Linked DNA regions of Homo sapiens: all the other regions are linked to region 1. The links are chromatin contacts, found by Hi-C or POLR2A ChIA-PET in ENCODE. All regions are on one chromosome and are shown on one strand. Each heading gives the region's core, a stretch centred on a gene start or an enhancer-like site at or near the end of the contact. The rest is flanking DNA. Distances are from core to core; before and after follow the strand shown.

Evidence for each region. A loop is a pair of places that touch in the nucleus more often than their neighbours do. ChIA-PET counts read pairs that join two places held with the same protein, here RNA polymerase II (POLR2A). Pooled maps may share reads with other maps.
Region 2: a loop to region 1 is called in a pooled map, with 10 times the contacts of the local background. The contact joins the promoter of DISP3 here to the promoter of SRM in region 1. A Hi-C loop is called at or near these places in 8 of 50 pooled maps. POLR2A ChIA-PET finds 5 or more read pairs at or near these places in 2 of 52 experiments (H1 and Panc1).
Region 3: a loop to region 1 is called in a map with no recorded cell type, with 3 times the contacts of the local background. The contact joins the enhancer-like site here to the promoter of SRM in region 1. A Hi-C loop is called at or near these places in 3 of 37 single-sample maps with no recorded cell type and 8 of 50 pooled maps. POLR2A ChIA-PET finds 5 or more read pairs at or near these places in 1 of 52 experiments (BJ).

What each region holds. Positions count from the first base shown.
Region 1 is chr1:11,058,196-11,061,886 of GRCh38, reverse strand. SRM (spermidine synthase) reads left to right here and starts at 1,869. Exons shown (of 8, transcript NM_003132.3): 1 at 1,869-2,110; 2 at 2,542-2,662; 3 at 2,995-3,087. The coding sequence starts at 1,944. RefSeq lists silencers at 1,420-1,949, 2,160-2,349.
Region 2 is chr1:11,477,274-11,480,964 of GRCh38, reverse strand. It overlaps DISP3 (dispatched RND transporter family member 3), which reads right to left and starts at 1,810. Exons shown (of 21, transcript NM_020780.2): 1 at 1,593-1,810. RefSeq lists an enhancer at 658-1,259 and a silencer at 1,904-2,223.
Region 3 is chr1:10,697,822-10,701,512 of GRCh38, reverse strand. All of the region lies in intron 3 of CASZ1 (castor zinc finger 1), which reads left to right. Among named protein-coding and RNA genes, the nearest start is that of CASZ1, 97 kb to the left of the region's middle. RefSeq lists an enhancer at 1-90. Within about 2 kb of position 1,917, at least 5 of the 41 ENCODE cell types and tissues checked have a DNase peak (open chromatin) inside an H3K27ac peak, as active enhancers do.

The DNA of each region.
Region 1 (3,691 bases), core at 620-3,119:
TGCCATCTACAGCCACCATCCTCAGCTTCAGAGCTTATGATCTGGCTTAGGGAACACAGACAAGTACACGGGCAGTTACAACCCAGAGGCAGAAATGTCTTGGAGGAAGTACAGGCAATGTAGGCAAACACCTTGACCCAAGTACAGGATTGAACCCAATCAAGCCTGTAGCACTGGACACACTGATTGACTCTGTCTTATCCACTACGTGGACATTTCAAGAATAATCTTCGTTCCTGGAACAAGTCCATGGAAGCTGTTGCCTAGCAATGTTTTTTATTTTTTAGAGACAGTCTTGCTATGTTGCCCAGGCTGGTCTCGAACTCCTGGGCTCAAGCGGTCCTCCTGCCTCGGCCTCCCAAAATTCTAGTATTATCAGCCTGAGCCCCTGTGCCCAGCTGCCTAGCAATTTTTTTTTTTTTTTTTTGAGACGGAGTTTCACTATCGTTGCCCAGGCTAGAGTGCAGTGGCGCAATCTCAGCTCACTGCAACCTCCAACTCCCGGGTTCAAGCGATTCTCCTGCCTCAGCCTCCCGAGTAGCTGGGACTGCAGGCGCGCACTACCATGCCCAGCTAATTTTTGTATTTTTAGTACAGACGGGGTTTCACCATGTTGGCCAGGATCGTCTTGATCTCTTGACCTCGTGATCCGCCCGCCTCCGCCTCCGCCTCCCACAGTGCTGGGATTACCGGGGTGAACCATCACGCCCAGGCACCTAGCAATTCTTTAGCGGTCTTGGTTTACCTCCCCTTTAGAAGGAGCTTAAAAGCAAGCAAGGCACATTGTTGCCTAGGCTTGAGGCTTGCTCTCACCCATAAACAACGCTGTTACTCTGCTCTGGGGACGACACAGGAAACGTTCCCCACCTCCAGGTGGAGGCTGCAAAACGTGTCAAAACCATCCCTGACATAATGTCAAGAGTAGCTTATACTAGTTTCATCTTCCTTCCTTGGCATTCGAACTGCGTGTGGAACAATTAGCATTTAATATTTGGTAATTAGCATGCTTAATGTGATTCTGAGAAGTTCTTTGACATTCTCATAAAAACAGCACATTCCCACCCACCCTTCAAAGAGCAAGACCCAGTTTGTCAAGAAAAATTGCGTGCCAGTCTTTTCTGGTGCTGAATATGTATGTTCTGGGCCTCTTCCTGGACACTGCTGGTAAATTTAGAAACTCGTTTAGAAAAGCACTTCTCTCGTATTCAACAGCCTATAGGCTCATGGCGCAGAATCTAAGGGAAAATGGCTAAATCCAGCTTGTGAATTCGCGGGCTGTGATGATTCTTTCCAAGTAAATAAAAACCCTCGGTTCGCCCCGACGAGCCACATAATCTGTTCAAATCCAACAAGGAACCAGATTTTGGACGCAAAGAAGGATACGTTCTACTCGCCCCGTGCAACAACGTAAACCACTGTAGCCACCCGCTCCCGTGTCTCCAGCCCAAAGGCTGACTCTCCAGTCCGCACGTCGCAGCGCTCTTGCCCTCCACACCAAGCCCGAGTCCCGCAGCCCCTCGAGGCCCTCGGTGCCTCCCAACCCCGAGAAGGAAGCGGGGGCCGGTGGTGCACCGCCCCGGCTGCTTGGGGCGGAGGAAGGACCCGGACCCCTTCCGCCGGCCCAGCCCGCCCCGGAACCCGACCCGGCCGCCCGGCCCCGGCCGGGCCCCACGTGGCCCCTGGAGCGGGCCGCACTACCCTGCTGCCGCCGACGGACGGCGCGCCACAGCCACTCTGCGCCGCTCTGCGAGCCGGTGGCCAATGAGCGCCAGGCGAGGCCGCTTTGCCATTGGCGAGCGCGGGCTCCGCCCCCGCCGGCAGGCCCCGCCCCGCGCCCGGGTTAGGTTGCGGCGCGGGCGGCGGGCGGAGCTGGTCCCGTTGTGCTGCGGCGCCGCGCGGCCTGCAGTCCCGGGCCCGCGCCCCGCGCCGCCCGCCCGCCCGCCATGGAGCCCGGCCCCGACGGCCCCGCCGCCTCCGGCCCCGCCGCCATCCGCGAGGGCTGGTTCCGCGAGACCTGCAGCCTGTGGCCCGGCCAGGCCCTGTCACTGCAGGTGGAGCAGCTGCTCCACCACCGGCGCTCGCGCTACCAGGACATCCTCGTCTTCCGCAGGTACCGCCGCTGCCCGCAGGCGCCTGCCCCCTAGGCTCAGCCCGGGCCGCCTGCTGCCCGCCTCACGGGCCTCTCCACGCCGGGACCCAAGCGGGCTGGACCTCGTCCTGCCCTGGCCCCCTCGCCACCCCTCACACCGCCTCCCTGGGCTGGGGCTGGGACTGCGGGCTGGCCTCTTGGGTGGGGGAGTCGGAGTCTGCGCCCCGCTCCACGTGTCAGCCCTCAGGACACGTCAGAGCCCGAGGAGACCCCGGGTCCCACCCCGGCCTCCACCCGGCGGCCCGCCTGCCGTTCCTCGCCACGTGTCACCATCGCTCCTCATCCCTGGGACCCCTAGGCGGGATGGGGAGACCCTCCTCACCCAGGGCGGCTTGGGGTACGTTTTCCCCACCCCAGAGAACCCAGGTCCCCGACTGTCACTCCGCCCGCAGTAAGACCTATGGCAACGTGCTGGTGTTGGACGGTGTCATCCAGTGCACGGAGAGAGACGAGTTCTCCTACCAGGAGATGATCGCCAACCTGCCTCTCTGCAGCCACCCCAACCCGCGAAAGGTACCCCAGTGTCCCCTGGAACAGTGCCGGACGAGGGGCGGCCCCAGGTGTGCTCCGGGCTCTTCCCAGATGCTGCCTGCATGGTTGTCAGAGAAAGTGCTAGCGAGGCCAGGGGCGTCCCGCGGAGGGGTGGGGGCCGACACTGACGCGGCCTCGGAATCCTAGGGCAGCCCTGGAAGGAACTTCCAGGAAAGGGGACACCGGCACGAAAGCGTTTCCGAGGGTAGAAAAAGATGAGGCCCGTGGGTCCGAGGGGTCAGGGGGTCTGCTTCAGGGGCCTGGGGGCTCCCAGTCCTGCCAGGGCCCCTGCCTTGACTGCCCCCTCCTCCCAGGTGCTGATCATCGGGGGCGGAGATGGAGGTGTCCTGCGGGAGGTGGTGAAGCACCCCTCCGTGGAGTCCGTGGTCCAGTGTGAGATCGACGAGGTGAGTGCCGGCGTAGAGCCAGGTTTGAGTCCTGGTTCTCCCAGCGGCCAGCTGTGCCCTGAAATGGCTGCACACCCCCGAGCAAGGCAGGTAGGGCCTGTTTCTCCATCTGGAAAACACCTGGTCGGGGAGGGTTCAGTAGGAAAACCAGATGGCAGAGGGCCTGGCAGGTGGTGAGGGCACCTGCGTGGCGAGCTCTTACTAAAACTGAGCTGATTTTTTTTTTTTTTTTTTTTTTGAGACAGAGTTTCGCTCTTGTTGCCCAGGCTGGAGTGTGATGGTGCGATCTCGGCTCACTGCAACCTCCACCTCCTGGGCTCAAGTAGTTCTTCTGCCTCAGCCTCCGGAGTAGCTGGGATTACAGACATGCGCTACCATGCCCGGCTAATTTTGTATTTTTAGTAGAGACAGGGTTTCTCCATGTTGGTCAGGCTGGTCTCGGACCTGGCGACCACAGGTGATCCGCCAGCCTCGTCCTCCCAAAGTACTGGGATTACAGGCGTGAGCCACCACGCCCAGCCGACTAAGCTGATTTTTAATCTGAGCCCCAGGCAGGGCCCCAAGACAGCTCAACTATTTGTACGTTACCCCTTACACTCAGTAG
Region 2 (3,691 bases), core at 561-3,060, 420 kb before region 1:
TGTCTGGACTAAGGTTAGAGAAAGAGGAGTGAGTATTGAGGTAGAGAGCCAAGCAAAATGGACCCTGGGCTGAAAATGGAGATTCTGTAAGGCACCTGTCCAGGCTGGGCTTCTGCCTGGAGCTTCCACCGAGCCACAGCCTCCTCCCTCCCTCCAGAAGATCCCCTGGTCCCCTGGCAGGTGTAGTAGTAGGAGGTGGGGAGGGGGTGTTTGCTCTAAATCCCCATGCTTCGCCCATAGGAGCAGGACAGTGTGTGTGTGTGTGTGTGTGTGTGTGTGTGTGTGTGCACGCGCGCGCTGGGGGTGGAAGTGTGTCTGTGCTTGGGAGTCTGAGTGGCTTTGTGAGTCACTGGGCATCGGTGAGAACACCAGGTGGTGGGCTCTGGAATCTGGGGCTTAGTCAGTGAGTCCGGAGACAGCAACCTCGAGTGCAGAGCGGGGGCGAAGATGCTGCCCAGGTCCACGAACGTGTGTGCTTGTGAGATCTGTCCGCCCACGTGCGTGTGAACCGTGGGTCTGCGTGGATTGTGTGCGCCTGAGGATTGTGGGTGGGTGTGTACTTGCGCGAGTGTATGTGTGTGGACTGTTTTCCAGTGGTCTGTAGATATGTGTGTGCGCATGGATGGGTGTGAGTGTGCGCGTGGACTGTGGGTGTGCGCGGGCTTCTGAGTTTCTAGGGCGGCCGCGAGGCGCTGTCCGCGGTGCTGACCCGGGGAGTGGGCTGACGGAGACCTGCGCGCAGTCTCGCAGTGAGTGGGGGACAGCGGGAAGCTGGCGCCGGCCGTGGAGCAGAGGCCGAGAAGAGAAGCCCCCAAGGAGGCGCCTTCCCAGCCCTGCTGCCGGCCTCCCCAGGGAGTTGGGAAAAGTTCTCCCGGCGGTGGGGTTGGCTCCCGGGACTTGGCGCCCCTTGCGCTGGGAATCTTTCCCGACCCTCAGCGCCGCCACTGCCCGGCTGCCCACTCCACCTCCACCCTCGTTCGCGTTCTCGGCAGAGCCTGGGGACCCTCGCGCGCGCGGATCCATCGCTGGCCCGGCCCGCCCCAAGCCCCCACGCGCCCTCCCCGGCCGGACCTGCAGCCAGGTTAATCGGGGAAATGTCCCTCCGAGAGCACGAGTACGCTAGGTAGGGAGTGGGTGGAGGGGGTCATTAGCCTTACTCTGTCCCCTCCCTCCGCTCTAGCATGGGCGAGAGCCCGATCCAAGGGCGGCTTCAGACTGACGCTCAACTTTTATGGACCCAGATATCCCTCAGAGGGGACAAGCAGGGGCCAGAGGTCGGAAGCCTTGCCGTTCCTGGACATCCAACATCCAACTCCCCTTGGCCGACCAAGAATGCTGCAGTCCCGCGGGGAGATGGTGCGGAGCTGGGGCCCGGTCGTAGAGGGCAAGCTTGGGTTCTGTCCACCCCTGACCGTCTTTCCCGGGGGGCTCCGAGGCCCGCATCCCGGGCTGGCTGGAGAGCGAGAGAACTTCGCGCGCGGCGCCAAGCAGGTCGGGGTGCGGACGGCGCGGAGGACTTCCCCCTCCTCCTAGCAATGCATCCCCCAGCCCCGAGACCAAGCCCGGATGGCGCCCCGCGGCCGTGCACTCACCTCGGCCGGCCGAACGGGGCTAGGCTGAGCCGCCGGCGCGGGAGAGAGTGCGCAGAGGGTCGGGGGGCGGCGGCCACCACGCTGCGCAGACTCGTCTCCTCGCGGAAGTCGCAGGGGGAAGCTTCTCGGAGCCGCAGGAGGCTGGGGCTCCCCCTCCGCTCCAGGGCAAGCAGACCGCGGGAAGCTGCGCGCGAATCCCAGTCCTCAGCTCGCAACCCGAGCACTCCGCTCCGCCGCCGCCTTTTATTCGCCGCCCGCCTTTGTTTGGGTCCGGGCTCCTACCACGGGTCGCGGGGGTGTCCGAGCCAGGCTCCGGAGCCGCGCTGCCGCCCAATCCCTGGCGCCTCTCGGGCTCCGCGCCGCCGCGCCTTGAATCAGTGGCCGGCGAGACCCTGCGCCACGCCGCGCGCTGCGGTCTCTGGGACCCGCTGTCTGGCGCTGTCTTCGCCGCCGCTCCCCCTGCCGATCCGCGCGGTGGTTCAGCCCGGCCCTGGCGCCCGCGGGCGGGGGAAGCGCAAGGCGCAGCGACCCCTGGGGGTCGGTCCCCGCCCCTGCAGACGGTCCGGGCCAGGCACCACCCCCCAGCCCCGCCTCCGAGTTTCCTGATACCCAAGTCTCTCCCGGGCCCGCGCTCCCGCTCCTCTCCAGCCAGCCCGCCCAGCCTTGGCAGGTCACCAGCCTCCTGGACACTCGCGGGCATCCCCGGGCGCCCTCCGGAGGGAGCTGCCAAGCCCAGGCTCCTGGCGCCGTCCCTTCCTCGTTTGTTCTTCATTTACCCCTCTGGCACCAGAACCCGGAGCCATACCAGCCCCTGGGACCGGGCATCCCTCCAGCTCTAGCACATGACCTGCCTGACACCCCTAGCCAAAGGGCCACAAGGAGAAAGAGCCTGGGGGAGGGGGGCAGGCCAGTACCCTGGCCCATTTCTCTCCATCAGGGCTCAGAGAGCATTGGCATTGGTGTTGCCCAGGGAGAGTGAAGTGGGACCCCTCAAAAGGGGGCCAGCTGCCAGCCCCCAGCTGCAGGGTGGAGGGATGTCAGTGACGGAAGCCAGAAAGGAGGGAGGCCATTGCCATGCTGTGTGAGGGTGAGCCATGAGCTTGTCATTTGTCCTGGGTGTGTGCCGACCAAGGACCTGGGAAGATAGGGCAATGGTGAGACACAATCCTTGCCTTCAGGAGGTTTCCGGCTTATGGGAGAGAGAAGAATATGGGAGAGTTATGAATGAAATATAACAAACCCGGCCAGCCAACACACTGATGCTGAACCCACAGCAGCCCCTCCCCATCCCCAGCCCTTATTTTTAAAAGAGGAAAACTGGGTGAGACGCACCTCTAAATGTCAGGGTGCTGAGTGGATCTCCTGTGCTGTTCACCTGCTGCTCCTGCTCTGTCTCTCTGCTGTACAGTCCCTGGCTGGAAGCTGTACCCACTGACTGGCTGTCAACTAGACGCATTGGTATTTATGACTCTGGGTGCCCTGAGAGCTTATCTATGCAGAAGCAAATGGCCTGAGCCAGTGTCCCTGCCCTGGCACTCACTCCCCATGTGCTCAAGGTCTCAAGAGAGCCATTGCCAGGTTGGCCAAGTCTGTCAGAAGACTCCCAATGGCTCCATCTGGCCTTAAAGACATTAGAGTTGGGGGCAGTTCCTGGGGTGAAGGGTGCCACTGTGAGCTGTAAGGGGAGAAAGAGACAGGAGATCTCTCCCGAGAAGTAGAGGGTGTGAAAATTGCTGTCCCAGGACCAGAGGCCAAATCTGATATGAGTACAGAGGACCAGACTTGGCACCACCCTGCAAACTTCTAGTCCCATTTGCCATATCCTAGAGGGAGGGCAGAGAATGAGGAGCCATGTGAGAGGGTGGGAGGAGGGAGAACAAGGAAAAGATTTGTTTTTAAGGGAGCAATAGAGAGACACAAAGTGTGTTCCCAAGCCCAGCTGAGAGCAAAGGGTTTTCTTGGCTGGGAGAATGGCTTGATTATTTTCCGTTTGTTTTAAGGCTGCTTCTAGGAGCCTCCTCAAAGTTCTCCAAGGCTCCAGCACTGTTCCTCTCAGTCTGACAAATCCACCGGCCATCCCATTGGTGTGCCCCATGGTG
Region 3 (3,691 bases), core at 668-3,167, 360 kb after region 1:
TCTGAAGGGCGAGCTTTGGCGAGAGGGGGCTGGACCTAAGTCCTTCCCATCCTCTCCCAAGGATTTTGGGGGTGGGCAGAGGGCACAGCAGGGAGAAGCCAGGCAGCGAATTAAAGTTTGTGATTGTCAGCATCAGGAGAAGCTAAATAACCCTGTAACTAGTATGAAGGTGAATTCACGGTCTGCTGCACATGGAGAATATGAGTGTCTGCGAGACAGGGAGAGTGCGCACGGGAACCCGGCTGCCACGGTGGGCAGCCTCCTCTCCAGGGACCCGGGCAGGAGGCAGGAGGAGGGCCACGTACCCGCTTCCCTGCCAGGGAGCAGCTGCCCAGGAGCCCCACCAGACACCTGGGGCAGCTCAGCTCCTTGACAACCTGCTGGCCCTGGCATCAGGGGCCCAAGTAGATATTTGTAAGCACCAATGGTATACACCCATGGACACCAGCCCAGGCCTTGGACTGATCCATATTAACAGCTAATCCTTATTGAGCACTGACTGTGTGCGGGCTGAGTGCTGTGTGACAACAACTCTATTCAGGAAGTGCTAATATGATCCCCCGTCTTTCCCCCACTTTTTAATAACCGCTTTATTGAGATATCATTCATATACCATAAAATTCACCTTTTTAAAATGTACAATTCAGTGGTTTTTAGGATATTCACAAGGTTGTACCATCATCACCACTATCTAATTTTAGAACATTTTCATTCCCCCAGGAAGAAACCCTGTACTCATTAGCAGTCCCTCTCTGTCCCCCACTATCAGCAGACCTAGGGTTCCACTAACGATGATTTCCTGAAGATGCTGGGAAGGTAGAGGGTCAGTGCCTGGGTTCAGGGAGCAGAGCCTGTAGAAGATGGAGCTGCGGTGTGAACCCAGGTACTGAGACTCCAGAGCTGGTGCTCCATGAGGGATTGCTTGATGTCCTGGCTAACCCCCACCCCACCCCTGACACACATGTGCCTATCATGTGTGTCTGACAGTTCAGGCTCAGGCGTGTACATACACCATCCAAACACCTAGACTCAGGCAGCAGCACACGTGTCTTCTCCCCAAGTACGCTGGCAGCTCCACATAGAAAACCTCACACCTCCCATAAGGACAGCGGGCCTCCCCTCCTGGGACCCCTCCCTTGGCTTCTCCCCAGCCCTGCTCCTAGAAGGGAGGCTTGGAGCAGGAACCAGCAGCAACAGGGTAACTGAAGTAGCCAGAGAAACCTAAGTGGTTTCAGAGCTTAAAATGAGAAATCCCATATCTTCTGCAGCTGATCATTGTAACTGAGACAAAATGCCAACCCAACATTCCAGAACAGGTCCCCGCCCGGGCTGGGGCCACAGGCTGGGCCAGGCCCACAGGGCAACCCAACTAGCCCAGGTCCCTGCTTCATACTCTGTGTGTGTGTGTGTGTGTGTGTGTGTGTGTGTGTGTCTCTATCTCTCTTTCTCTCTCTGTCTCTCTTTCTCTCTCTCTCTGTCTCTCTCTCTCTTTCTCTGTCTCTGTTTCTCTCTCTCTCTCTGCCTGTCTCTCTTTCTCTCTCTCTGTCTCTGCTTCTCTTCTGTTTCTTCTCACCTTTTTCTTCCCACCTACCTCTCTCTTCTCTCACACTCCACGTTTCCACCCCAAAACTTTTTTTTAAAGTTTTTGTGGCCACACTCTTGAACTCACAAAAACTGGGAAATTAATGTGAAACCGTCGCTGCTTCTGATAAGAGAAACCTACAAGGGTGAGACAAAGGGGAAGGGAGACACAAGAGAATCAGTCTGTTGGATTTTGGTTTGGGGTTTTTTCCTCCTTCTCTCTCCCTCCAAAGTGGAGGATCCGGCCGGGCCAGTTTGGATATTTATTAAGAAAAAGCCAAAGATAATTAACTTTTTTGTTTTTGTTTTGTTTGCGGGTGCCTCCCCTGCTGGCACTCCTGGCTGCCTGGCAAATTAAACCTGCTCCCGGCTCCCTGGGTGCTGGGCTGCCAGCAAGACTTCTGCCGACTGTCCTGGATCTGCCAGGGCTGCCAGCTGCCCACCCAACAACCTACCTTGGCTTTCAGACCTTGGGTCACTTTATGCCCCCACCGATGCCACATCCCCAGGCTCTACTGACTCTGAGAGCACCTTTTAGAGCAGGGTAAGTGGGATGTGGGGGTTGGGGGAAGAGGAGGGGCTACTGTTTGGGGTTGTGGCCAGCACTTCCCTAAAAGGAAATGGGGGGAAAGTGTGATCCTCTCCCAGGGCACAAGGGCGTTCCTCCTGGCCAGTTCAGGGCCGTTGACTTCCCAGGAGAGGGGAAGGAGAACGGAGGATGAGCTGGAAGTGCAGGGAGAGGCCAGATTTGGGCCATGTCGATCCCCAGCTCTTCTCCCCGAAGGCTGGTACCCTGCCAGGCCTCATGGGCCCCTGAGAACGCCCTGGAGCAAGCAGCCTCTGGGCCATGGAGCCATGTGTGATACCTGTCCACCCCCAACCCCAGGCTCCATCTTGCTCCCACCCCCAACCCAGGCCAGGCCATGGGTGGGGGAGCGGTGGGGGAGCTGAGTGGCTGGAGAGCCAGTGCTTGGGTAAGAGCTGGCTGCCTCCGGTCCGGTCCGCTGTGCTGGAGCCACACAGAGCCCTGAGGCCAAGCTGTGACCTAAGCCTGAGCCCAATTCATGGGCCAAGAAGGTGACACTGGGAGTTAGAGGCTTCCTGGTATGAGACAGAGCTGAGGACTTCTCAGGAGCCAGGAGAGCCCACGAGAGGAAGGCCAGTTTGGAGGAGCTCGCTGGGGTTGGAGGTGCGGCTTGCCCCTCTGTTAAGCCAGTCCCCCTCAGCCCTCCCCTGCCAGGGACCCTCCTTGGCCCCTTGGCTTCATCCCCAGCTGGACAAGTAGGCAGTGATGGTGGGCCTCTTCCAGGTGGGGAGCCTGCTTCGGAGCCGGCCACAGAGAAGAGGGCATTTTTCAAGGATTTTGCTGGCCTTTCTTTTTCTCTGAAATATAAGGATGTGCAATTTTTTTGGTTTCAATTTAGCATTGGAGAATTTTATAATTTAGTAATTAAAATCTCTGATAGGCTTTAGAAATTGCGGCTAATTGAATTTAATGGGAAGATGATTTTCAATTTTATTTGATTACCGGGACCCCTGGCATCGGTATTTATGGGAAAAAAATGGGAAATGTGCTGTGTGGGCTAAGATGGCATAATTGAATTAGGGATAATCGGATTTCTCCGTCATGAATTTCACTATAATTTTCCTATAATTTTCCATTAGATATCTAGTTTACAAATATTCACAAAGAAATGAAGCTCTTTCGGAATGGAGATTGCTGGCTAACAGGATTACGGGGCCGAGCGTGCGGCTGTGCCAGCCCCTCTCCTGCCATAATGCAATCCCTGCGTCTGCCTTACACTCGGCGCGGCCCTCGCTCCGCCACCCACTCTGTGGCTCCTTTCTCCCCTTTGTTTCCTTCTCATCCTGTTGACCCCCTGCCCCAACACCCACCTGTCTGTGGCCCACGACCTCCCGTGCCCGTGGCCATGCCGTGGTGCCTTGGCTCTGCCCTCCCTCGGCCCCCATGCTTCCCGTCCACTTCGCTGGCTCACAGCTTTCCCGACACCCTCCCTCCATCGGCCCCGGAGCGGGCTCACACGCAAACACACGGACTCCCTCGCAGGTGCGAACATGCTTGTTCGCAGGCACACGCAGTCCTTTGGCC